Linked DNA regions of Homo sapiens: regions 2, 3, 4, 5, 6 and 7 are each linked to region 1. A link is a contact called in ENCODE Hi-C or POLR2A ChIA-PET data. All regions are on one chromosome and are shown on one strand. The core of a region is the stretch at or near the end of the contact, and the rest is flanking DNA. Distances in the headings are between cores, read along the strand shown. Region 1 holds the start of KDM4A (lysine demethylase 4A). Region 2 holds the start of ZNF691-DT (ZNF691 divergent transcript). Region 3 holds the start of YBX1 (Y-box binding protein 1). Region 4 holds the start of SVBP (small vasohibin binding protein). Region 5 holds the start of C1orf50 (chromosome 1 open reading frame 50). Region 6 holds the start of ERI3 (ERI1 exoribonuclease family member 3). Region 7 overlaps SLC2A1 (solute carrier family 2 member 1).

Region 1 (3,791 bases), core at 961-3,460:
AAAATTGTTTCAGCTAAAAAAAGGAAACTAATTATTTAGTTGTTGGTCCTAATAGTACAGCTAAAATGCCCATATTTTACCCTTATCCTTTCAAGCTACTCCCTTATTAACACCTTGCTAATCACTTTTCAGAGTATTAAACAGAATACACTACAACTTGAAAGCCACCCATGGCTGGGTGCGGTGGCTTACGCCTTGTAATCCCAGCACTTTGGGAGGCCAAGGCTCCTCCCTAGGGCACAGCTAAACCAGATACCTAATAAAAGTTACGTGGCTACAAGATAACAAAACTTAAGGGTTCAAAAGTACTTTGATATTAGTAACATGATTTAAAAGCCCTTTGATATTAGTAACATAATTTTAAAACCCTAAAGTGAAACTGTTCTGTTGAAACTAAGATGCAGTTTCAGCAGTACTTAATGAAATCAAGCTACAGACAAGTTCAGTTGCACTGTACCCAGAACTCAAAGGACAAAATTTAAACTGGCAATACACGGAAAACTTCATAACTGATTGGAGAAAGCAAAATAAATACTTTGTTTTTAGATGAGAACTTCAGCTAAGTGGGTGCATCCCCACAGCTCGGTAACGCAATAGACCACCTCAACTGAAAAAAGACAAAGCATATCAATGAAAATAGGCCATTCTAGAAGGAACACCAGTATGTCCTTTCCTTTACCCACCCTCCTCACTGAGGGTCCAGCAGTTCCGTACCCCCTATCTGGGGCCCAAAGGTATGGCGGTTCAGCTCCAAGACTCTCTTTGAGAGTTGGAGAGCTCAGAAAGGAGAAAAGCGCCTCCAATCCACCAGAAATCTAGTTACAGGCCTGGGAGCAGAACACGGAGCACAACTGTGTAAGGTAGGAGAGAAGGCAAATCCAGTTACCCGTATCTCCTAGGCTTCCTATCAAAAATAAGGCGTGTTTCTAAACAGGCGCTTTTCATGAACCTGGCAGAAACTTTGCATGGCAGGTATACTGTTCTCCCTGTTTTACATACCAGGAAATTTGCCCACAGCCCACTCTTAAGTGCACCTTCCACTGCTCTATACTGCTTACATACTCATCTCCACCTGGACTAAGTCCTCTGCAAGGGCAGCTCCAAGTGTGGAGAAACCCGAAGTTTATTTAATTTTGAAGACCCTCTTAAAAAGAAAAATGAATCCAAAATATCTTACTTTTGCACATTTTATAAAAACATACAATCATGTGAATACAATGTTGGGGCCCTTCCCCGGGCCTTCAAAGGGGCCCTAATGGGCTTCATCAGCCTCTGCCCCTATTCATCTTTGTATGCCTAGAACAATGCATGGCACAGAGTAGGCAATCGGTAACTGTTGAAAAACTGATTTCCTCACCCTCACCTCAATTGTTCATCCCTTCTTCAACCCTAGGATTCCCTTCCCCCAAATCTGTTCCCTGGGGAAAGCTCCCGTTTCATGACACCTTCCCTCCCAATCAGTAACAAAGCCTAGAGATTCAAGAACACCGGCTCCGAAGTCAAAACTCTGAATACAGATCCGGTCTCTGCCGTTTATTAGCTATGTGACCTTGGCTGTGTGAGCTGACTTGAGTCTCAGTTTCTCCACCTGTAAAATGGGGATCCCAACCCCCTGCCCTGCAGGGTCGCTGTGATTAGCTCAGATGATGCAAGCGAAGCACTAAGCACTAGGCCCGGTACTTACCCACTCAATAAAGCTAGCTGTTGCTAACAACCCCCTCGGACTCCCGCACCCTTCCCTCGCAGCCGCTCCCGCGAGCATCACTCCAAAGGCAGCGCACCCTGCTCCCCACCGTCCCCGAACCTCACCGCGCACAGGTTCGGCCCCTCCCGGCCCCGCCGCCTTGGCGAGTGAAGCTCGGCCGCAGGAAGAAGAAAATAAGGCCCAGATGACCCGCCCCCCTCTCCCGAGGTCCATTGGCCTTGAAGATTGGAAAGGACCAATCTCAGAACCCATTCTGGAAGCTCCTTCTCCTATTGGCCGAGAAACATGCCGATCACTCACCGCTGGAAGACCCACCCCCACCGCCCCTCCCCCACCAAAACTCACGGTCACTGCTACAGCGGCAATGATCCTCGAGAATTCCAAAACCCTATAGTTCTCACCTACAGCCCAAAGCCCCGCCAGGGCTTAGGCTCAGCTCCTGCTGTCGCCACTGGCCGATCCTACTGCTTTTCCAGCAGGCGAAGGCCGAAACTCCGCCTCCTCTAAAGTCGGCATCTGCGCAGCCGTACAGAGTCAACCAATTCAAGGGTGGCTGCAAGCCATACACCAGCCAATGAGCACGCGCCGCAGCCACCTCCCAGTCCCGACCTCAGTGTGCTCAGCCTATGAGCGCCGGCTCGGGCTGTTGCCGGGAGGAAACGCTGTACCACTAGGGACCGCGGCCAGTGAGCCTCTAGCTGGATCGCGAAGCTGGCCAATCATAGGCGGGCTCCTGGTCACCCATAACTAATCAGGGTTGAAAGAAGCTAGTACCTGGAAGTGGGCCGGTCCGGTAGATGGGTAAGGGCGGTGAGGTTACTATAGGATGTCGCTAACGAAAGGATAGGCCAAAGTTTTCTTGGGATGAGTATCCTCTTTGCCTAACGTGGAAATGTGTCGGGGCCCTTAGGGGCAGCTTCCGAGCTCAGGGAGTGCTGAAAAGATGACCGTCTTGTCCCGGTTTGTCCTGGGTGTCTCGGTTTTCAAAACAAAATCCCGTGGCCTTGGAAACCCCTCATTCGCTGTCAAGCCTGAACAGGGAAGGGAAGCTGCCCTGAGGGTCATTAGGACAGACCATGAGGGAGGCTCTCCTTAGGGTCATTAAAAAGCAATTCCTGGCCGGGCGTGGTCCCTCACGCCTGTAATCCCAGCACTTTGGGAGGCCGAGGCGGGCGGGTCACCTGAAGTCGGCAGTTTGAGACCGCCTGACCAACATGGAGAAACCCCGTCTCTACTCAAAAAAAAAATACAAAATTAGCCGGGCGTGGTGTTGCATGCCTGTAGTCCCAGCTACTCCGGAGGTTGAGGCAGGAGAATCGCTTGAACCCGGGAGGCGGAGGTTGCGGTGGGCCGAGATCGCGCCATTGCACTCCAACCTGGGCAACAAGAGTGAAACTCCGTCTAAAAAAAAAAAAAAAAAAAAAAAAGCAGTTCCTCAGTGAGCGGGGATTTGGGGGATCATTAGGAGCAGCTCTTGGGGCGGAGAGGGGGGCATCCTGGGAATCAGAAGAGGCACTTCTGGAGGGCGAGGGGGCTTCCTAGAAGTCATTAGGAGCGGTTCCTGAGGGGTAGTGAGTCGCCTTAAGGAATTCCCAGATTGTCAAGGGTAGTGGGGAAGGTCAAGTAGGAAAGTAAAATACCCACAACCAGAGTCATAAAAAAATATACAGAATTACCATGGATGAATAATGGGGTAGTGCCCTGGAAAGAGCTATATGGAGTCAGGCCTGTGTTCAAAACTAGTAACTTCTCTGAGCCTGGGAGTTCACATCAATAAAATGGAAAAAATAATGCCTTGCAAATTTTGTAAAGATGAGAGTTAATGAATGTTGGCAAAAAGAACATATTTCATAGAATGCTATGGACCAATCATGATTTATGCCTCAGGCTGGGTACATGCCTACTGAAAAAAAAATCTTTAAAAAAAATAGTTTCAAAAACAGAAATGACTGTTTCAAAAAGAATGGCCGTTGGCTACGCAGCCACAAGTCTTTCACAATAGGGGTTTTTGCCCTTACCCAGTAAGGTAATCGACAGTATTAGATAATAGATTATACTGAGTGGCTCACAAAAGTGCCGAGTCTGA
Region 2 (3,393 bases), core at 707-3,206, 800 kb after region 1:
TCTCCTTCTGCAGCATAAAGCTGGGTGCTCAAATGTCTTTTGAATGTATAAGTGACAGGATGTGATCTTAATTCACGCCACCATCCCATCCCCCACCCCCTGCCCTGCTCCCATCTGACCTACAGCTACAGTATCTCTACGCAATGAGCTATTCAGCCTCCACTCACTTCCGAAACTGCTATTCTGAGAACCTATAATTTACCAAGTTCCAGCTCTACCCGGGGCTGGATGCTAGGTCAATGTAAGAGCAAAAGGATTTAGGATTATGATTACCACTCAGTTTGTGATACAGTGTACTGAAACAGACCGTGAACTCCAGAAATTGTCATACAATGCAGAAGGTTAAGTTCAGGGGACAGGGGCAGGAACTGTGCCTTAGTCACCTTTGTACCCACTCCTCAGTGTCTAACACAGCACCTGGCACATTATTAACATTTTTTTAAAGCTCGAATCAAGTGCTAAGCTGTGGACTAAGGACCATATATGAATCATCTAATTTCACTTCACATCATCCTTATTTTAGAGATGAGAAAGCTGAGGCTCAGAGAAATTAAGTATCTTGCCCAAGGGCACACAGCAAGTAAGTGGCAGAACTGGGGCCTATGCCCATCACTTCAAAGTCAGTGCTTTTAACCATTATACTATTACTGAAGGAAAAAAGGAGAGAAGACGGGAAGGAAGGAAATAAAAACAGTACCACTGAAGTTCACATGATACAGATGTATCTCCCTGATGAAATCAGGGCTGAGAAGTTTCAAGGAGGAGTAGGTATTTGACCTAAGGTTTGCAGGATGGGTAAGACTGGGACTTGCAGAGATAAAGAGGCAACTACCTACTGAGAAGACAGTGCAGCTGAAGTACAGAGGCACTTTCATATCACACTGCAGAGATCTGGGGGGAAAAGGGGTCTATTGGGCTTTGTCTTCCTGGTGGCTCAGCTGCACAGAGAGAAGCAACGGTGGAAGGGGCTGAGAAGTGGAGGAGGGGCCAGGTCTAAGAAGTTAAGAGCCAAGAAGATGGGGCTAGTGATCACAGATGATGAAGGTGAAGCGCCTAGGTTAAAGGCAAGGGGCCAAGCCATAGTGCGGTATGGAGGTCCGAAGTTACAGGTCTTTGGGGCCAAGTCAAGGGCTGCAGGGAGGAAGAGGAGAGAGGAGCTATGAAAGACCAAGAGCAAGGTGCTAACAGGGTAATTGTACAGGGAAGCTAGATAACGGGTCAGAGATACAGGAGGACCAAGGAAGTCAGAGGGTCGCAGGAGACGGTCAGGGAAGAGGAAGCAAAGGCTGCCAGAAGTGTCACAGGCCAGGGCCCAAGAGCTGAGTTGTGTGTTGCGGGGCGGGGAGAAGCCAATGGCGGAGGTCCAAGGGTACAAGAGCTGGTTTCAGAGATTGCCGGCGGGCTTGGGGCCAGAGAGGTGGGAGAGGAGGAGGGGCTGATCCTAAACGTATGGTCAGCGGCAGGAAGGCTGTATACTCAAACCCAACAGAAGGGCCGGGGAATGGGTTGGGGACAGCCACCTGGCTGCGTGGGCCGGGGGCCAGGGCGAGGGTCGCGGCGGAGGGACCACAAGGCCCCTTGGCTTCCCACTCGGTCCAGGGAGCAAAGCAGCAGCATCCAGATCCTCGGTGAGAGGGAAGTGGCCGTGTACAGAGTTTCCCGCGAAGTCGTGTCCGCCTCCCCCCGCGACCTCGGGCCCAACCCGGACCCACCTCGCTCCCGCCGCTCGATCAGGGACAGCGCCGCCTCTGTAGGCGAGGGAAGGAGCTGGAGCCGGAGCCGGAACCCAGGAAGGATCCGCCCTACTACTCCAGGATTGGTTTCTTGGGATAATTCTTTATTTCCATTGGCTACCATGACTGCCACAACGCAAGCGACCTGGCAGGACCACCAATAAGCTTTGACCGCTGGCGTGGCATGCTGGGAGTTGTAGTCCTAAGGAAGCGCGTAGACTCAGAGAAAACTTGCGAAGTTTAGGATGGAGCTGAAGAGACTGGGTTCCGTCCTACGGTGGGATTTCTTTCCGTGCTCGCGCGTTCAGCCCCAAGTCTCAGGGCCACTCGTCTGGGAAGTTGTAGAATCTGTATAGCCAACCTACACAACCTCCAAGGGGGCAAGTACTCAAATTTCCTTCTTTACTTTGAGTTGGTAATCCTTGACCGTCCTGTAGACGTCCAACGAAGCCTAGAGTCTGGCACCTCACTCAAGGTTTATAACTTAAAATCAAAGGAGGGTAGAGCTGGAAGGGAGTTTAAAGATAAAATAACCCAATCTCCTTATCGGAGAAGCTAAAAGTACCCTGTTCAAGGATCAACCTCCAGGTCTTCCAGCCCCCCTGAGCAGGGATTTTCCCGGGTTCCGCGTGCATCCCTAATTAAGCCTGACACGTGTTCGTCAATCCAGACACAACAAGATCACCAAAGTATCCAGGACTAGGTCTTTTTTTTCAGGTTTTATTTTTTAAAATAATAAAAGGCTAATGAAATACGTAAACTACAGGCTTCTCGTATCTGCACAATGTTTCAGTGCAAAGAACAAGGAGCATTGCCTTCAGAGCTAGATAAACCAAGTATAAAACTCTGGCTCTACCACCTAGCCATTTGGAGTACCAACTCCCTCCCCCATAAAATCCCTGGCAGAATTACTGTGAGGATATTATATATACATACATATATTCTCATGCATGTGTATGTGTATACATATATACATATATATGTATGTATGTTTTATATAGTTGTAAGGTTATAATACATACATATATTGAGGTTATTTCTTGATGACATTAATATTCAAATCAGTAGACTGATATGTATGTACATATATACATGTATAATACACATACATGTGTATATACATATACTAATGTATACATGTGTATATACATGCATACATGTGTGAATATGTATTATACATACATATGTATATATGTGTATACATATACACGTGCATACATGCTAAATACATATACATATATATACACCTATGTAGTACAGATATGTATATACACATACATGTATACATGTGTATATGTGTATGTATGCATATGTGTGTGTATATTATATGTATATTCATGTATGTATGTGTATATGTATGCATGTATTCTGCCTCCACAAGCTGACAATGTGAGTTAGTTTTAAGATTGGGATATTCAGGAATGCATGTTTGGAACTGAATATGGTTGAGTGAAATATGTGTGCCTTATGAACACTATTTGTTTATAAATTGATAAAATAAAATACTAGAGAGCAGACTCAGGAATAAAACTATGGCTTTAGTATGAACGGTGGCTAAACCTTGCCTTGGGGGACTCAAAGCTCTTTGGAAACCAATCTCTTACCTTCCCCACAACTCCTCATTCACAATGAAAATAACAGCATACCAAAACACAAATAC
Region 3 (3,277 bases), core at 533-3,032, 970 kb after region 1:
CAAACAGGAAGAAAAATGTCAAGTTACCAGTGACTATGGCCACTCTAATAAGCTACAGCCAGGGATCTAACAGAAATCGACTTAACCAGTTATGATTCTAGGACAAGGAAGAATGAAAAATAAGAACGGAAGAAGGAAAAAAAACCACTTTCTTGTAAATATATTATTTACTGGATGAGCAAATAAAAACAGTTCTCTCTGGTCAAAGCTGTGCTAAGACAAAATTTATCTCAGGTATTAAAATGAAACGTGAAACAAAGGCAATACAACCTCTCGGTAAAGATGACAAAACCTCATATAGTCAAATCCTCTTACCCTAAAACGTTAACAATGTATAAATATCCGATGTCAGTGGATCACATTCTCAAATACCGAGTTCAATAAAGTAGAAAAAGATGACAAGGATAAAAATGTACTGGACCGTAGTTTCCCGTTTACCCTGTTAAGGAATGGCTCATTCACTCCGCTTGCCTTTTGAATTGCTTTGTACTGTGACGAAGCCTTTTAAGTTAGCTTCAAATTAATATTTAGCTGCAAAACAAAGGCATTCTCTAGATCCACTAATCCCTAATCAAGGAAAACAACAACAACAAAAAATCATACTAATACACCAGAGGTAGTAAACGCCTTTCAGAACAGAGCTGTGGATTGGGGCTTCCCAAGCCCCGAGAAGCCGACAGAGCAGGAAGCAAGCAAGAAGGTGGGATGGAGGCTTCAGAGCCCGGCAGCTCACCTGTTGATGAAACCATATCCGTTCCTTACATTGAACCATTTTACTGTTCCCAAAACCTTCGTTGCTGGAAAAGAAAACAAAGCAAAACAAGCCACGATTACCAGCTATCCTTTTCCAAATCCGCCCGGCTTGGGCATCCGGTCCCTCGCACGCCGGCCGCCGCGGCCACCTGACAGCCCTTTCTCTCCACCGCCCGGGTGCGGGGCCACGCAGTCGCCGCCGCCGCCGCACACGTGGGTGAGTCTGAAGCGCGGGGCGCTCCAGGGCAGGCCCGGGGCGCGGGCCCCAGGATGGGTGTGTGCGCAGGCCGCGGACGGAGAGCACGTGAGGGAAGGGGAAGCCGCTCCGGCCTGCGTAGGCGGTGCGCCGCGCCCTCCGAGCACACGCGGAAGGGAGCTGGGTGGGGGTGACGCGAACAACGGCGTGCGGGCCCGAGCGCACGAGGCCGGTCGGCGGGGAGGGGACCCCGTCGCACACGCGGTCGGCGGCGCGCGGCCGCAGGGGGAGGGGCGCGCGGCCGCGCGGGGTCCACAGGGGGCGCGGGAGGCAGTGCGCGCGCGCCTGCCGGGCGGGTCCCCGCGAGAGGGAGTGAGGGGGGGACGGGGGGGATGGGCGGCCGCGCGCCGCGGAGTCGGTGCCCACCGGCCGCGCGCCCGCCGGCTCGCCCAGCTCCGGCTAACGGTTCCGCTGCTGGGCTGCCCGAGGGCCCCACCCCCGTCCCTGTCCGGTCCTCACCGATGACCTTCTTGTCCCCGCCGGCAGGCGCCGCCGATGTGAGGCCGCCCGGGCCACCGCTCCCTGCGCCGCTGCCCGTAGTGCCGGGCTTGGTGTCGGCGGCGCTGAGGGCGGGGGCGGCGGGGGGGGCGGCGGGCGGCTGCTGGGTCTCGGCCTCGCTGCTCATGGTTGCGGTGATGGTGACTGGGGCCGGCTGCGGCAGCTGCGGCTCCTCCCGGGGTGTGATGGTAACTAGGCCGGCGGCGGCGGTGGGGCTGCTCAGGGCTCTCTGGGGTCCGCTCTCCGCTCCCGCTACCGATCGAACTAGCGAGAATGGCGGGACAGGCGGGATAAGCCCTACGAGCGACCCGCCCTAGGCGTTGTTCACTGGCCAGTGGTACTGTCAATCTGCCCACCTGACCCCAATCCCTAGCTTCTATTGGCTAATATTTTATCAGTCCTCCATTCTCATTGGACCTTTGGCGGCTAATTCAGTCGACCTACAACCGTTCCTGCCTCCGCCGGCCGCCATAGAGACCGGAACTAGAATTAGAGTAGTCGGCCACGAAAACCATAGAGTACCCGAGAGGACGGGCAGAAGGAACGTGACTTCCACGAGGCAGCCGCCGGGCTGGCGGGCCCCACGTTCAGGGTTGTGTCTCGGCTGAAAAAAAGGCACGCCCGAACGCTGGGCAGGGATTACCCGGCCGGACCCGGGATTGGAAGGGGGCTCGAAGACGCCTTAGCCCCCCGTGAAGAAAAGGCTTCCCTCCCTCCCAGCTCCAAATACGGTCCCTGTGATCTGAGAACATTACGGCGGGCATAGAGTCGTCTTTTCTTTAATGGCCGTGTAGTCGCGGCACAGCCGAGGGTTTCTGGAATTGCCTTAAACGTATGCGTTTGAAGAGCGTACCCTTTTGTCGGAGCAGTCACCTTGGAGGGACCACGCAGGCTATGGCAGCCCGGGTTCAGCATGTTTAGGGCGAGGGTGTGCTCCATGGGGACCTGCCTTCTGATCCGTTTTACCAGGCATATATTTAAAAAAATGTGTCTTCCTTTCCAAGTATTCACATCTTTTTCTACTGACCACAAATCAGATTTAATTCAACTCACATTTATTGAACAAGCTAGCCTGTTTTGTTTTTTCACTTTATTCCTGCAACAGCCACGTGATAGAGGGATTACTATCCACGTTTCACAAACGATAAAATTGAGGCTGCCACCTGATGTTACTGAAGTCCTCCACCCACCTTCTTTCGTTCTTTTTTAAGCGTCTACTATCGGCTGGGGATGGAATAGTTCGCGAGTCAGTTTCTGCCTTCTGATGGAGGCAGAAATTTAAACAGCCAACACGGTAAATACTCCAGAGCTGCAAAACCACGAAGTATTTTGGGAGTGGAAGCAGGGAGAAGGTGGAGGGCTGACTTTCCGCGCACAGGGTACAGGCGAGAAGAGGTGAGATCTCGGGAAATGCAGTCAAGTAGTTCAGTAAGACTCGAATGTGACATTGGGTTGCAGAGGTGGGCAGTCACTTAGGTATATTTAATTGGAAATATATCCTGAGGGGAAGAGTGAGAAGAGCAATTTTAGAGTCATAAGTAGGGAGGGGCATCTTTTTAAAAATGGCTGCGGAGTGGAGAATGGGTTGCAGAGGGGCAAGGAATGGAAGTAGAGAAAGCAGTTAGGAGGCTAATGCAGTATTCCTTACCCCTACCAATGCCGTCTAGGCCTGTGAGTTCCACCTCCTAAAGGCGTTCTTGAGTCAGTCCTAAACCCTCTAAATGTCAATTCAGAGTCTTTTCATTCCTACTGTCACTACTGTAGGCCATC
Region 4 (3,283 bases), core at 556-3,055, 830 kb after region 1:
CACACACACACACACACACACACACACACACGCTCCTAACTTATCCTCTTCCTCACCGTTTCCCAAACCAACTCATCACACCTTCTCCACTTTCAACAGTGGCTCAGTGGCACCACTACTTTTCCAGTCTTCCATGTGGCTTTTCCACTCCTCCATTCCCTATAGCTGGTTTGTTTTTAGCTGGCTTCTAAAGGTCCTGCCGTGTCTTCAGCTGTAATCTAGTTCATAGCTTATATGAACGTTATAAACCATACCATGTGACACAAATGTAAAATACCAGTACTACATCAAGATTTCTGAAATAGACTCTGACTTGGTTACTTTTATTAATAATAATCGAATCAGCATTTGTATAGGGTTTTTAAAAAGACATTTAATGTACTTTCCTCTGATTGCTAAAGTATAAACGTTTACTGTAGAAATTTTGGAAAAGCTGGGCGCAATTGCTCACATCTGTAATCCCAGCACTCTGGGAGACTGAGGCAGGAGGATCACTTGAGCCCAGGATTTCCAGATCACCCTGGGAAACACAGTGAGACTCCATCTCTACAAAAAAATTTTAAAAAATTAGCCAGGCATGATGGTGTGTGCCTGTAGTCCCAGATACTTTGGAGGCTGAGGTGGGAGGATTGCTTGAGCCCAGGTTACAGTGAGTTATGATCACACCACTGCACTCCAGCCTGGGTGACAGAGCAAGACCCCATCTATTTTTTAAAAATTAAATAAATAAAAAATAAACATTGTGCAGTAGATCTCTAGAACTTTTTCACCTTACAAACCTAAAATTCTATACCCTTTAAACAATTCCTCTTTTCCCTCTCTCCTAGCCACTGGCAGTCACCATTCTACTTTCTGTTTCTTAGACTTTGATTGCTTTAGATACTTCATATGAATGGAAACATGCAGTATTTGTCTTTTTGGGGCATTGTGCTCACTTTTAAGGCTTTTGATACCTAGTACTAAACTGACCTCCAGAAAGGCTGTTAACGATTTACAGTTTGACTGGAAGCGTGTGTCCATCTGGGCTGAGTTCATTGCTTGCTTAGCATCTATCAGTTGTTTCAATTCTTGCCAGTTTGATAGAGGAACAAATAGTGGACCCAAACAGGGTTTTACTTTGGATAAGGCCATTGTCCTATGAATCCTGGCTGAAATATTTGCTCCAGCACTTAGAAGCTGTGTGACCCGGGACAACTCACTTAACTTTTCAATGCTTCTGTTCCCTTATGTGTAAATGGGGATAATAATATACACGTATACATTATACACACTTATTATGAGGAATTAGTTAATAAATGTGAAGCTGTAAGAACAGTGCCTGGAATATAGTAAGCCCAAATGTAAGGTAGCTATTATCATTTTTGTCAATCCTTGCTAATGTAATACCTGGAAAATTACAGCCAGCTATTTTAATTTACATCTCCTCGGTAATCAGTTGAACGTGAATGTTCTCTGTATTTATACTGGCTATTGGTACTTCTGTCAAGATTTCCTTTTTCAAAGCACTGTGGCAAACGGGATCTCACTTGATCCTCCCAATAAACTCATGAATGAAGAAGGTGGCAATCATCAATCCCCACTTTTCGAATTAAGAAATTGAGCCTCGGAATTCGAATTCTGAGCAATTCCAATTCCAGGATTCGGATCTCACCCTCTAAAACCTAGTAGCTGTTGCAGAAAATATAACGGGAAAAAGCTTTGGTTAGCCGTAACCACCACCCACCCCGGTGTGGCTCCGCCCCTGCCCCGCCCCGGCACCGGCTTGCCCCGCCCCGCCCTCTACGCGGGTTTCCAGCCATCCTCTCTGCGCACGCGCGGCCGCTCCTGCGGGCGGAAGCCTCCTGGCGCTCGGCCCTGCGCCCCTCCCCCCGGCGCGCGGCCCCGCCCAGGACGAGGGGCGGTGGGCAGGCAGCGCTGGGTCCAGTGGTCGGGGGAAGGCGAGGATTACCCTCCCGGAGGCGTTGTCTGCGACTCGGCGGAGGCTCCAACTTCCAGTGGCCCGGTCGGGAAAGGTACAGACTCCCAAGCCTCTTGGTCGGCGGCTCCAGCGACCGCCATTTTCCTCCAGGAGAGGGAAGAGGGCAGGAGGCGGGGGCCGTCCCCTGGGGCCGGGCGGGCCGGGGCGGGGTCGGGGGGCCGGGCGGTGGGGGGCGGGCCCGGCTGGCTATGGGGCCCGGCCCCCTGGCCCCAGGAGCGGCTGCTGCGGCGGAGTTAGGCCGGCCGCAGTGGGAAAACCCTGGGCGCCCTCTGGGTCTCAGCGTCCCATTAGGACGGTTCCGCGCTGGGTGCCGCACGCCGCACAGTGGGCAACGCTTTCACAGGGGTCTTTGCATTTCACCCGCACACAGCAGCTCCTGGAGGGAGGCCAGGAAAACACTTAACCCATTTTGCAGACAGAAAACTAAGGCTCAAAGTGGGGAGGAGACTTGCCCAGGGACACCCAGCGAGGTTGTGGCCTTGGGACTCGGTTCCTACTCCCCCACATCCAGCGCCCTTGCCACCAGACCACTCTGCCTCACCTGGCAAAGGATGGGGCGGAGCTAAAGGATTAGAGGAGTAACTGGCAGGGTATTTTTTGTTTTGTTTTGTTTTGAAGATCTGCCTCTTTCTGTACCACCCAGATCAGAGCCTCCTAAGAAATATCCAGAAGTCAAGCCATGGATCCACCTGCACGTAAAGAAAAAACCAAAGTTAAAGAATCTGTCAGCAGAGTTGAGAAGGCCAAACAGAAATCAGCCCAGCAGGAGCTGAAGCAGAGACAAAGAGCAGAGGTGAGATTAAGGCGGAGGCTCTGTATGCCTGTAGTCTGCTGGAGATGATGCTGGAATAGAGAAACAGCAGAAAGGAGAACTGACAGCGAGCCATACTTGCCTCCAGGCAGGATGGGTGTTCTCCCAGGTTTAGAGGGGACAACACTGAGGTTCAGAATGGTGAGGTGGCAGCCCAGAATCACATGCCAAGTTAGTGTCAGAACCCCAGTCTGGTGCGGAGCTTTTGTGGTAAGAGACCCAAGGGAAGGAAGAAAGGAAAAAAAATGATATGTAAGGGGAAAGAAGGGGTCAGAATGAGAGAGAGCACGCAAGTGTCAGACACCCCCAGTACAGATGTTCTGGATTTGGTGCGGAAAGCAGCTACTCATGCCAGGTAGAGGCCCAAGCTTTAAACTCACCAGTGTGTTCCTTTGTTCTCTCAACGATTACAATCAACTTGAGAATAAAAAGCTTTAAACTTTACCCTGCCAATATTGAGCCACATACAGACATAAGTATTTTATTTTAGTATT
Region 5 (3,803 bases), core at 1,181-3,680, 880 kb after region 1:
GTAGAGACAGGGTTTCACTATGTTGGCCAGGCTGGTCTTGAATTCCTGATCTCGTGATCCACCCGCCTTGGCCTCCCAAAGTGCTCGGATTACAAGCGTGAGCCACTGCACCCAGCCCACCACCATTTTTTTTTCTTTTTAGACTTGCTCTGTCACCCAGGCTGGAGTGCAGTGGTGTGATCTCAGCTCACTGCAACCTCTGCCTCCCAGGTTCAAGCAGTTCTCCCGCCTCAGCCTCCAGAGTAGCTTCGGACTACAGGCACACACCACCATGCCCGGCTAATTTTTTGTATTTTAGTAGAGACAGGGTTTCACATGTCGCCCAGGTTGGTCTCCAACTCCTGAGCTCAGGCAATCCTCCCGCCTTAGCCTCCCAAAGTGCTAAGATTACAGGCGTGAGCCACCACACCCAGCCTCATTTTTTTGTTTTTTTTTAAGAGTCTCACTCTGTCACCAATTCTGGAGTACAGTGGTGCGATCTCGGCTCACTGCAACCTCTGTCTCCTGGGCTCAAGCGATTCTCATGCCTCAGCCTCCCGAGTAGCTGAGACTACAGGCATGAGTCACCACACCTTTTAGTAGAGACGGGGTTTCACCATGTTGGCCAGACTGGTCTCGAACTCCTGACTTCAAATGATCCACCCACCTTGGCCTCCCAAAGTGCTGGGATTACAAGTGTGAGCCACGGCACCTGGCCAAAAAGTACATTTTAGATAGTTAATATGTTTGATTCAATTTGTTTGTCTCTAAAGTTTTTTTTTTCTTCAGCTTCTCAAATACAGATTGTATTGGGGAAACAGAGGCAGCATAATAATGCATCCTCTGTATTTCATAAGATTATAGGATGAAAGACAAAAACTGTGTTCTTTCTTCCATCTGTTCAGGCCATCGTAATAAACACGATAGTCATTCAATAGCACATGAATACGTTGTGTGCACAAGATTCTGTCCCTGCCAACCTCCCTCCCAATAAGAGTAATCTGATTAACTAGATGCATATTCTCTTAATAAATAAAAGTTGCACTTTGCTCCCCAGCTCTTCAAAAAGAAGAAAGCCAAGTTTTGAATTAAAGGAGCTTTCTGCGTATCTGAATTTTTCTTAATTTTAAAAAAAAAAGGATTCGAAGGATTTCTAGGATCATTGAAAAAAAAAGAGATGTGAGGGAATTTGAGCACATTAAATAATTTTGGGCAAAGCAAAGACCCTGGAACATAATCAAGGCCAAATCTGATAGTGTATACAGGGATAAGGGGCCATGATAATCTTTAAAACAGCAGGACCCTCCATCTGTGGACACTGAAGAGGGTGTACAACTGGAAGTCTTGATAAGAGATAAGAAGGAATCTGGTTTTTCATTGAATAATGACAAAACTTTAGATCTTGGAGCTCTACTACTTCAAACCTTTCACTTCACAGATAAAATAGTTGAGGTCCAGAGAGAAGTAATCTGCCTTAAGTCGCACTGCAAGTTAGTATCAAAAGTGGGATTAATACTCATGTGTCCAAACTTCCAGTGTTTTTTCCATTATTTCACATTTCCTCCTTATTTGACTTATTTTGGCCATCCATATATAAACACTGGGCTTGGGAATACTGTGTTTAATGAGGACTAAACTTGGAGTCCTTGCCCTGCTAGAAGATGTTTAAACTCTCAGGTAACAAAGATCTTATGGGAAGCAGCTTAAAATAAGCGGACCTTGAAACTTCCCGAAGAACTTTTCTTTGTGTCAAATGGGAAGAATAACTCTGTACTGCCTACCTCACAAGGCTGTCCTAAGGTGCAAATGAAATAATGAACACTAAAGTGTTGTGTAAACCTTCCCACGAAGGAAGATTATGGGCACTCAAGTTGCAGTTAGAGGAACCTTTGGTCCCAGAAGGTCATTCGAATCAGGCCACCGACTCACAATGACAGTCGGCTTTACTCGTCTGTAAAATGGAGACAAGAGCAAATGCCACCCCCACCATAGGTGGTAGTGAGGTCTGAGCCGAAAGACGCAGAGTACAACGTGAACGAAGATGGTTATTCGCTGCCCCGGCCGCGCCTCCTCACCTTCTGCACCTGCTCTGCGAGCGCCACGAGGTCTAAGGGGTCCCCGGCCCGGTGGGTGTGGTAGGGGCTCACCAGGGCCAGGCCGCCGGGGGTCGGGGTGAGCTCCACCAGGGCTCCTGCGACACACACCCAGGAACACAAGCCGTGAGCTCCCGCCGTCGGCCTCCCGCGGAGCCCCGAGACCGGCTGCCTCGCGGGAGCTGACTTCCCCCTGCTGACTCCCGCCCCGCATACCTCCCTGGCCTGCAGCTGGCGGCGCTCCTTGCCTTTCAAGGACCCCCTCGGTCCGCCCCGGCGCGGCGGCGTCCTCCATGACAGCGCCTTATCCTCCCCACTCCCTGGGCTGTGCGAGTAGGAAGAGCCTGCGCATAAAGGCGCGTGGGCGGAGCTTCCGTCTTTCTTGTCTACTGGGCGTCAGTTCGACTGAGCAAGGCCTGAGCTCGGAGGCGGGGCTCCGGCTGACGCGCCGGGATTCGCTGAGGGCCGGTGGGGGGATCCGGGCTGACTGAAAGGAAAAGAGGCGGTGCAAGCCTCGTGGGCATGCGCCGCCCGGCTTGGAAGGTGGGGCTTCGCCCGGGGGCGGGCCTTCGCCGGGGGTAGGACTCCGGCCTTGGTGGCGGGTGGCTGGCGGTTCCGTTAGGTCTGAGGGAGCGATGGCGGTACGCGCGTTGAAGCTGCTGACCACACTGCTGGCTGTCGTGGCCGCTGCCTCCCAAGCCGAGGTCGAGTCCGAGGCAGGATGGGGCATGGTGACGCCTGATCTGCTCTTCGCCGAGGGGACCGCAGCCTACGCGCGCGGGGACTGGCCCGGGGTGGTCCTGAGCATGGAACGGGCGCTGCGCTCCCGGGCAGCCCTCCGCGCCCTTCGCCTGCGCTGCCGCACCCAGTGTGCCGCCGACTTCCCGTGGGAGCTGGACCCCGACTGGTCCCCCAGCCCGGCCCAGGCCTCGGGCGCCGCCGCCCTGCGCGACCTGAGCTTCTTCGGGGGCCTTCTGCGTCGCGCTGCCTGCCTGCGCCGCTGCCTCGGGCCGCCGGCCGCCCACTCGCTCAGCGAAGAGATGGAGCTGGAGTTCCGCAAGCGGAGCCCCTACAACTACCTGCAGGTCGCCTACTTCAAGGTGCAGACCTGCCTGGAACCAGGCGGCCGGGGTCCTTCTGGGGAGAGGAGTGTTGCAGGGGACCTGAGGAGCTTGGGGGATCGGGGAAGTGTCCGCAGGGAGGGGAAAGTGGCCTCCTGGCTGGGGAGCTCTCCTCGGAGCCGGGGAGAGCTGCTCCCTGGCAGGAGACCTTCCTCGCCCAGTTCGCATGGGCAGATGCTAACCCCAAAGGTCCAGCCTGGGGTTAGGGCACAGGCCAAGCAAAACTCATGGCCATTTTGTTCCCTGGGAAATCTCCTGGAAGGAATTAAAGCGGCAGTTTGGGTCTCCCATTCTGATGTCATTGTAAGTGTCCGAGTGAGAAGCTAGTAGCGGTCTACAATATCTCCCTTCCGGTTGGTTTTCCAGTGGTGCTTTTCCTGCTGTTTGATTCAGCAGCTCTCTTTCAGGATGTGAGGTTGCCACGTCGCCAGCAGGGGCTGCCTGGCCCTTTCTGTGTGTGTGTGGGGGCGGGGGGGGGACCCTCTGGCTAGTCTGCCAGGTTTACAAAGAAAATGAGTATTTTTCGGAATGCCAGAGTGCCATGTGTCCAAGTGTACACTTGGGCTTGGAGCGTTCCAGGCTTGTTTGGTGGTGGTGATGGTGACGATGA
Region 6 (3,745 bases), core at 1,069-3,568, 710 kb before region 1:
CCCCTCACTCTTGATGCCTTGGGATTGAACTCCCCAATTAAATTTGAGCACATAAGTTTTGCCTCAGGCTCCGTTTCCTTTTTTTTCTTTTATAGAGATGGAATCTTGCTATGTTGACCAGTCTGGTCATGAACCCCCGGGCTCAAGCAATCCTTCCACCTTGGCCTGCCAAAGTGTTGGGATTACAGGCATGAGCCACTGTGCCCGGCCCAGGCTCTGTTTTCTAGGGAACCAGATAGCACACAACAGAGCCATGGCTTGAGAAAGCCAAGTGCTGTGTTAGGCGGCAGTGTAAGATACCAAGTGTATACTGAGCTGTTAAACTGTTCTATTATTTGAATCAATTTGCCTGGTCTTTGTACAAAAAGAACTTACAGTGTGGTGAAGTCCTGGAAGCTGTACAGTTGAGCCCTAGTGCACCAAGGAGGAAAGAACACATTCTGGGGAAGTCAAGGGGACCATGGAAGGCTCCACAGAGGATGTTGGGGCTGGGCATTACATAAAGCCTTGAATCCAGATACTATAGATTTACTTCATTCTTACAGCCAAGAAGATTGGCTGTGCCCTACTCTCAGGCCATAACTCAGTATATAACAAAGCTATCTCACTGCCTCTTGTCTTATTTTTATATTTACTTGTTTTATTATCTATTCTTCCTCCTACAGCCCCTCCCCAATTTATTTATTATGGCTCACTGCAGCTTTGTCCTCCCAGGCTCCAGTGATCCTCCCACCTCAGCCTCCTGAGTACCTGGGACTACAAGCACGTGCCACCATGCCTGCCTAATTTTTAACTTGTTTGTAGAGATGAGAATCTCATTATGTTGCCCAAGCTGGTCTTGAACTCCTGGTCTCAAAGGATCCTCCTGCCTCAGACTCCCAAAGTGTTAGAATTACAGACGTGAGCCACGACACCCAGCTTCCCTCTCCAATTTAAAAGCTCCTTGAGAATAGAGGTGTGTCGTTATTCATCAATGAATCCTCAGCAACAGAAACAGTGCCTGACACTTAAGAGAGGCACTATAAATACAGATGGACTGACTGACCAACTGGGGTTAATGTGTAGGTAATAATAGGAGAATCTGTTCCAGCTCCAAGAGTTGGGGGATAGTGCCTCCACTTTACTGACCTCGGGATAAGTCTGTCCCTGCTGCTGGATATTCCCTCATTTGTTCGCAGACATTTATTGCGGGCCTTCTTTATACCTGCCCTATGCGGTGTATTACTGATACAACATGAACAATATGGAAAAAATGCTTTTCCTAAAGGACTTAAAACCCTGTGGGAGCGACAACAAGGAAACAGACAATTATAAGACAATATGATAAATGCTATAGGTCCACAGCAGAATCACCTAACCTATGACGTGGGTGGGATTAAGGAAGGCATTCCCTGATATGGGGATTACCAGGCACTCTCAGCTCAGGTGGAAACCGTTATGGTAAGGTCCGCTCTCAGAGGTGGTAGGGCCCAGAAATGACATCATCCTAAGTGTAAGTATGCAGACAGCACACAGAGGGGCTTGGTAACTGAAGCTGGGCCCAGAGGATGGGGTCCTGACCGATTGGGAAGCTGTCAAAGCCATCATTCCCAGCTCATAACCTGGGACCCATGACTACCCAGAAAGGCATAACCAGGATGAAGAAACACAGGTCTCTCCAGCTTACTGGAGAGACTGACTGGGGAAGCTCCTCACAGCTGAGGCCAGAAACCTTTTAAACAGAAGTTTCCTCTGAGTGGACCTGAACAAGCCAGTTCCCTCTTCCTTAGGACGGCCCTTCACAAATCTAAGCATTTTCCTCTTAGCTTAATCCCTCCTTGTCTCAGGTCTCCCCCAGGCCCACATCCGAAAGTAGATGACAATAATTACTTGTTGAATGAACGAATCATGAGGAGTCATGTAAATAGAATTCTGTCACGTTGTGAGCCCACATTCACCTTACGGGTATATTGGAGGGCGGGAAAACGGAGATGGGGGGCTCCACTAATGTGTGTCTGTGATCCTGGTTAGATCGCTGTAGGCCATAGAAAGTTTCATTTTAAAAAAATTCCTTTCACAGATCAGAAGTGATGTCCCCGTCCCCGTCTTCTCTTCTGAGTTTGTGCAACGTCAAAACTACAAGTCCCATAAGGCCGGCGGCCGGGAGTCACCATCTTGACATACCTTAGCGCGCATGTCGGCGGGAGAGCGAGCGTTTGGGGAGAAGAAGCCCCGCCTGACTGCAGCCCATTGGTCAAAGGGGTCGGCAGCGGGCTCAGCGGTTGGCCACAGCGCCCGCCCGTCCGCCGCGTCGGTCGGGGTCAGAGTGCGCGGAGGTGAGTCGGTGTGTTGTGGACTCGTGGTGCTGGCTGCCGCTGTTCAGGCGGCCGGGAACGGGCGGTGGGGAGCGGGCGGAGCTGGCCCTGCCTCTGCCTGGCCGGCGCCGCAGTCGGCGCGGGCCGCGCCCGCCGCCGCCAACTGCCCTGAGCGCTTGCTGAGGCCGAGGGAGACGTCGGGGCCTGCACCTGGAGGGAGCCTGCCGCGCTGGCCCCGAGGAGGGGGCGTTGCCATGGCGACAGCCTCTCCCGCTGCTGACGGGGGGCGGGGGCGGCCCTGGGAAGGAGGGCTGGTCTCCTGGCCCCCCGCCCCTCCCCTTACTCTCCCCTGGACTTGGATGGGCCCGAGTTGGGGGCAACACCCCGGGGTGGGTGATGCTGAATGGCCCCGCCAAGATTGGGCCCTGGTTAATGCATGCGGGGTGAGGGTCGCGGTGCGCAGAATTTATGCAACCTGGGGTGCTGGCCCATGTGCTTACCCTGGATGCTTACTTAATCTACTGAGTAATGTTCTGGCGGAGGGGGAGCGGGGCAGAGCTTTGCAAGACAGGATGGGTGAGTTTATTAAGGGGGTTGACTTACTGGGATTACTAGAGAAGAAAAAGGTTTGACTAGAGAGGCTAGAAATGGAGCATGGAGATTGTGGGTAGAACATTCCCTTGACCCTCTCGCCAACACATGCCCACACACCAGGTTAGCAGTTTACCTCTTTGTAAATCTGAAGCGGTGGTAGTAGTGATGGTGGAAGGAGTGAATAAGGGCCTAACCTGGCTAGCTTTCTGTTTGCCTGTCTTGCAAATGGTCCAGCAACAGGTGTTTTCTTAAAAAAAGCATGAACTTGGATTGAGGCTTGACTGCGAGTTCTTGCAAAATATAACTGCTCCTTGTTGACTTGGAAGATGCTGGATGTGGGGCCCCTCAATGGGGGTTTGGATTTTGTCCTTAGAGCTGGATTTTGCAACAAATAGTGCCCATCGTTGTGTCTGCGAGAGGTCTCTGGCCACTTCAATGGCATTTACTCTTGTCAGACATTTAATCAGTCTCCCAGCGGAAGGGCAGCAAAACATGAATCCTATTGGCTAAAAGAGTGTACGCTATTCAAACTATAGTAGGTTGTGAGTGGCTAAATGAGTTTTGATTGTAGAGTTTCTTCCAGAAATTGGCTTCATCAAATTCTGCTTTATTCTGACTTTATCATATACAGCATGCCTTGTTTTAGTGGGTTCTTGCTTGGAGCTTAGTTTATTATACCTGAATCTCCTACCATTTAAAAGCCAATTTATAAACAGGGACTTGGAGTGTGACTCCACTAATGTGTGTCTGTGATCCTGGTTAGAAACCCACTTGGCTGCCTTTTCCTCAGGAGGTGGGGGTTGGGGGAAGGGAGCTGCCGGGAAGTGATTGATAAGGTTTCCTTTATAGATTCTGTG
Region 7 (3,596 bases), core at 124-2,623, 730 kb after region 1:
CCACGTTCTTTGTATGGGCCCAATGAGCTGTCAAGCTGCCCTGTGTTCATTTCATTTGGAATTGCCCCCTCTGGTTCCTCTGTATACTACTGCTTCATCTCTAAAGACAGCTCATCCTCCTCCTTCACCCCTGAATTTCCAGAGCACTTCATCTGCTCCTTCATCACAAGTCCAGTTTTCTGCCACTAGTCTGAATTTCATGAGAAGATGCCGATTTGGTTCCTGTGGGTCCTCAGCACTATTCAGTACAGTGCTTGATGCACAGCAGGCACTCAGAAAATACTGGAGGAAATAAAACACCAAAGATATTTGTCTCTAGAGGCTCAGCTGACAAAATCTGGGAGAAGTTTGCTTTTGTAACTACAGGCAGGCTTTTTTCTCCCTGACATGAAGAGGGGTTGTAAGAAGGGTGTGAGAAAGGAAAACTGGTACTTAGCAAATGGAAATACCTATATGTATTACCATTAGGTATAAAGAATCTATGAGGACATCCATCTGCATCTCAACAAAGAAGAGCAGGTTGCGAAGAATATGCCCTGCCTGAGCCTGGGGACAGGGCGGTTAACTGGTGAAGGGCTGAGGCCAGATGAAAGGAAGCCTTATCGTGTGCTCCCAAAAGACTTCTGTTGAAAGGAGTTATCCGGGTCCCCGTGCGGGAGGGGGTGCGGGGGCAGGGCAAGAAGGAGAGGCCGGGGGCCCAGGTATCTTACTCCTACGACGCTGCTCACTCAGGGCTGTCCCCACTGGACCAGAAAGGAAACAGACGGGGTGGGGTGGGGTGGGGTGGGGTGGGGATGGGTGGGAGCCCCGCGCCGGTGGCCGGACGCGAGGACTACAAGGCGGATGGCGGGCGGAGCTCATTCACACTCGAGGGCCCAGAACGTTGGCAGAGCCAGGCAGCACCCGAGCCCCGCCCCGGCCCAGAGGTTCAGACCCCGGTCTGAAAAGGCCCGACAATCCACTCGCAGCTGCCTCCCGCCCTGGGTCAGTATCGACGTCCCCGAGCACCGCCATTTCCCAAACTGCAAAATGTCAGCGCAGGCGCAGGGAAGCCGGCCCGCCCTCAGCGTGGTCCAGAGTGCCGCGACGGCACAGCTGCCGGTCGGTCCCCTGACGCCTTTCCTCTAGGGGCCGCAATCCACCCCGGGGTAGAAGATTTGGGGCCAAGGTTCGGCCGCCTACTGCCGGGGTCGATGGCGCATCCTCTCCAGACCTCACAGCGGTCCCCTAAGCCGGGCCACCGGCGGCGCACGGACACGATTGGGGATGGGCGGGGCCAGGTGGTTTCTCCACCAATCAGAGGCGCATTGTTGGGCCCGACGAGGGGCGGGCTCCAAGACTCCACCAATCACACCCTGGCGGTTCCAGGCGCTGGCCCTTGGGGACGACCTGGGCGCCTGCTTGCCAGGCGATGCGGTTTACTCTGGAGGGGGTGACGGTGACTTGTGTATCGCTGGGCATCCCTGGGGACGTAGCTCACCCGGGTTCCTATCCCGCGTAAGGTGACGTCTACGGTTTCTGACGAAAAGGGGTAAATAGATAACGGGACTGTTCTCCAGGCCACCATCTTTTCCCAGCAGTGCTTAGTTGTTTCACTGACAGTGTTATGAGATCTTTCATTTGAAATCTTAGGCGCAAAATCTCCTCTCCCTGGAAGCCTTCTGGATCAGGTTTTCCCGGGAACACTACATCGGCTTGTATTTCCTCCATCAAAGCGCTCTCCACGCTGTACCGGAATTGAGTGTCTTTCCACCACATTGGGGGCGGGGGCGGGGACGAGGGCGGGGGTTGGGGGGGTAGGGCAGCTGCCGCAGGAACAGGACTGAGCCATTCCTTGGTCCCCACTTCCCACCACAGACTCTGGTCAGGATTATTGAATGAATGAAGTAGAATTTAGAAGCCAAGAAGTTCTGAAATCTGAATTCTTACAGTGCAATTTTAGGTAGACGATCTGACAATTCAGGATGTATTTAATAATAGGGAAAGGATATCATTCTTTTCTGTCAACTACATTTTTAATGACCCCTTTTTCATTCTGTGATTTTTATTTCATAAGTCTCCTACAGTTCTGGTCCGTCTGTCCATTGCAATTGCTGGGCCTACTGCTGGCCACTCATCACCTCTCCCAGGATCACTGCAACTGCCTTCTCACTGATCTCTGTGCTTCCTGCTTCCTCCTCATTCTCCACACTGCAATCGATGATCTTCCTAAAATTCAAATCTAGTTATGTCTCTCTCCTACTTAAAAACCTTCCTGGGTTCCTCATTTCTCTCAGGATAATGTCTGTGTTTCTTAACCTGAAAATTCAAGTCATTCATGATCAAGCTCTCGACCTCACCACTGCCCCCACTCAACCCCAACCCTATCCTCCAGCCATCCATCCACTCTGTTCTCTGATCACGTTCTCCTTCTCCTCTGGGCCTCTGAAGTTTCCTCCGAAGAGACTGCCCTCCCACCTACTCCTGTTATCCACTAGGTGATCACACCCCACCACAGCTCAAGGAGTGAGAGAACAGAAGCTGCTAGTTGGGAGTCTGGCTCATCCATTCATTGGCACATTCCTGCCAACTAGTGGCTGTTTTGTGAACATTTTGATCAGGGCAGGGTTTAACCTCACACTTTCAGGGTTTCAGAGATACTACGTTGCTTTGGAGGGAACCCTTGACTGGTCCTACTACAACAAATCCATCTGGTAACCCTGACCCTGGCTTCCCAAATGATCTTCCTAAAAATGTGTTCTGACCACATTATTCTGTGGGTTAATACTCCCCACTTTCTCATGATAAAGCCCAAATTCCTTAACCACATTCTGGCCTTTGCAGACCTTATCTTCCAATACACTCCTTCCACACCCTAATCTCCAGTGAAGCTTGATGTACTCTATGTTCCCAGGACAACTCCTCACCCTAAAACTTTTTGTTCAATCCCCTTTCTCCTGGTCTGCCTTTGGTCTCTCCATAAGATTATCTGATATCAAAATACCAAATTAGCTGTCACTTTCTCTATGAAGCATTTGCTCAATTCTTTGAACCATTACCTAACTGAGTACACACTTGTTGCCACGTTTTCTCCTCAGTTGTGCTGGGTCTTGGAAAAAATATGGTTTCTGGAGTCAGAAATAGCTGATTTAAGATTCCTGCACTGCTATTTAGCTGAATAATCTTGGGCAAGTCACTTCACCTTTCTGATCTTCTGTTTCTTTTCTGTTGTAATATTAAAATGAAATAATATATATTGTAATGCAGATATCGGCTGGAGTTACATCATCTTCCCCCTTCCAAATGTTTCAGAAAGTCTGGTAATCACCCCCAAGGTTTCTGTGAATTCCCAGGGATCTTTTGTTTTCTTTCTTTCTTTTTTTGACACGGAGTCTCCCTCTGTCACCCAGGCTGGAGTGCAGTGGTACCATCTCGGCTCACTGCAACCTCCACCTCCCGGGTTCAAGCAGTTCTCTGCCTGAGCCTCCCAAGTAGCTGGGATTACAGGCCCCCACCACCACACCCCACTAATTTTTGTATTTTTAGTAGAGACAGGGTTTCACCATGTTGGCCAGGCTGGTCTTGAACTCCTGACCTCGTGACCTCATGATCCACCT

What was found. Hi-C counts contacts between places; a loop is a spot of excess contacts on that map. ChIA-PET counts read pairs that join two places held with the same protein, here RNA polymerase II (POLR2A). Pooled maps may share reads with other maps.
Region 2: a pooled map shows a loop between it and region 1 (15-fold over the local background). The contact joins the promoter of ZNF691-DT here to the promoter of KDM4A in region 1. A Hi-C loop is called at or near these places in 2 of 37 single-sample maps with no recorded cell type and 10 of 50 pooled maps. POLR2A ChIA-PET finds 5 or more read pairs at or near these places in 1 of 52 experiments (activated B cell).
Region 3: a map of naive thymus-derived CD4-positive, alpha-beta T cell shows a loop between it and region 1 (17-fold over the local background). The contact joins the promoter of YBX1 here to the promoter of KDM4A in region 1. A Hi-C loop is called at or near these places in 1 of 168 maps with a recorded cell type or tissue (naive thymus-derived CD4-positive, alpha-beta T cell), 2 of 37 single-sample maps with no recorded cell type and 10 of 50 pooled maps. POLR2A ChIA-PET finds 5 or more read pairs at or near these places in 4 of 52 experiments (CD4-positive, alpha-beta T cell, SK-N-SH, activated B cell and 1 more).
Region 4: a pooled map shows a loop between it and region 1 (6-fold over the local background). The contact joins the promoter of SVBP here to the promoter of KDM4A in region 1. A Hi-C loop is called at or near these places in 1 of 37 single-sample maps with no recorded cell type and 6 of 50 pooled maps. POLR2A ChIA-PET finds 5 or more read pairs at or near these places in 3 of 52 experiments (OCI-LY7, PC-9 and T-cell).
Region 5: a loop to region 1 is called in a map of CD4-positive, alpha-beta T cell, with 7 times the contacts of the local background. The contact joins the promoter of C1orf50 here to the promoter of KDM4A in region 1. A Hi-C loop is called at or near these places in 1 of 168 maps with a recorded cell type or tissue (CD4-positive, alpha-beta T cell), 4 of 37 single-sample maps with no recorded cell type and 10 of 50 pooled maps. POLR2A ChIA-PET finds 5 or more read pairs at or near these places in 7 of 52 experiments (CD4-positive, alpha-beta memory T cell, CD8-positive, alpha-beta T cell, GM12878 and 4 more).
Region 6: a loop to region 1 is called in a map of CD4-positive, alpha-beta T cell, with 4 times the contacts of the local background. The contact joins the promoter of ERI3 here to the promoter of KDM4A in region 1. A Hi-C loop is called at or near these places in 1 of 168 maps with a recorded cell type or tissue (CD4-positive, alpha-beta T cell), 1 of 37 single-sample maps with no recorded cell type and 8 of 50 pooled maps. POLR2A ChIA-PET finds 5 or more read pairs at or near these places in 1 of 52 experiments (activated T-cell).
Region 7: a pooled map shows a loop between it and region 1 (13-fold over the local background). The contact joins the enhancer-like site here to the promoter of KDM4A in region 1. A Hi-C loop is called at or near these places in 1 of 37 single-sample maps with no recorded cell type and 9 of 50 pooled maps. POLR2A ChIA-PET finds 5 or more read pairs at or near these places in 1 of 52 experiments (activated CD4-positive, alpha-beta T cell).

What each region holds. Positions count from the first base shown.
Region 1 is chr1:43,648,568-43,652,358 of GRCh38, reverse strand. It overlaps KDM4A (lysine demethylase 4A), which reads right to left and starts at 2,210. Exons shown (of 22, transcript NM_014663.3): 1 at 2,107-2,210. RefSeq lists a silencer at 2,324-2,443.
Region 2 is chr1:42,844,977-42,848,369 of GRCh38, reverse strand. ZNF691-DT (ZNF691 divergent transcript) reads left to right here and starts at 1,956. Exons shown (of 5, transcript NR_186083.1): 1 at 1,956-2,113. ZNF691 (zinc finger protein 691) reads right to left here and starts at 1,757. Exons shown (of 4, transcript NM_001242739.2): 1 at 1,713-1,757. ERMAP (erythroblast membrane associated protein (Scianna blood group)) reads right to left here. Exons shown (of 12, transcript NM_001017922.2): 12 at 3,379-3,393. RefSeq lists enhancers at 1,721-1,790, 1,951-2,220.
Region 3 is chr1:42,680,923-42,684,199 of GRCh38, reverse strand. It overlaps YBX1 (Y-box binding protein 1), which reads right to left and starts at 1,782. Exons shown (of 8, transcript NM_004559.5): 1 at 1,469-1,782; 2 at 734-797. The coding sequence starts at 1,634. It also overlaps a transcript of PPIH not described here. RefSeq lists silencers at 877-1,026, 1,137-1,246, 1,437-1,636 and an enhancer at 2,077-2,126.
Region 4 is chr1:42,815,919-42,819,201 of GRCh38, reverse strand. SVBP (small vasohibin binding protein) reads left to right here and starts at 1,805. Exons shown (of 3, transcript NM_199342.4): 1 at 1,805-2,012; 2 at 2,622-2,771. The coding sequence starts at 2,658. It overlaps ERMAP (erythroblast membrane associated protein (Scianna blood group)), which reads right to left and starts at 2,080. Exons shown (of 12, transcript NM_001017922.2): 1 at 1,949-2,080. RefSeq lists silencers at 1,662-1,951, 2,102-2,301, 2,862-2,931.
Region 5 is chr1:42,765,876-42,769,678 of GRCh38, reverse strand. C1orf50 (chromosome 1 open reading frame 50) reads right to left here and starts at 2,430. Exons shown (of 5, transcript NM_024097.4): 1 at 2,289-2,430; 2 at 2,055-2,170. The coding sequence starts at 2,367. P3H1 (prolyl 3-hydroxylase 1) reads left to right here and starts at 2,651. Exons shown (of 15, transcript NM_022356.4): 1 at 2,651-3,172. The coding sequence starts at 2,708. RefSeq lists silencers at 2,143-2,282, 2,903-3,012 and an enhancer at 3,273-3,392.
Region 6 is chr1:44,353,830-44,357,574 of GRCh38, reverse strand. ERI3 (ERI1 exoribonuclease family member 3) reads left to right here and starts at 2,318. Exons shown (of 9, transcript NM_024066.3): 1 at 2,318-2,683. The coding sequence starts at 2,549. RefSeq lists enhancers at 2,034-2,083, 1,984-2,484 and a silencer at 2,354-2,583.
Region 7 is chr1:42,922,093-42,925,688 of GRCh38, reverse strand. SLC2A1 (solute carrier family 2 member 1) reads left to right here. Exons shown (of 10, transcript NM_006516.4): 10 at 1-336. Among named protein-coding and RNA genes, the nearest start is that of SLC2A1, 35 kb to the left of the region's middle. RefSeq lists enhancers at 1,007-1,096, 1,517-1,646, 2,303-2,422. Within about 2 kb of position 1,373, at least 39 of the 41 ENCODE cell types and tissues checked have a DNase peak (open chromatin) inside an H3K27ac peak, as active enhancers do.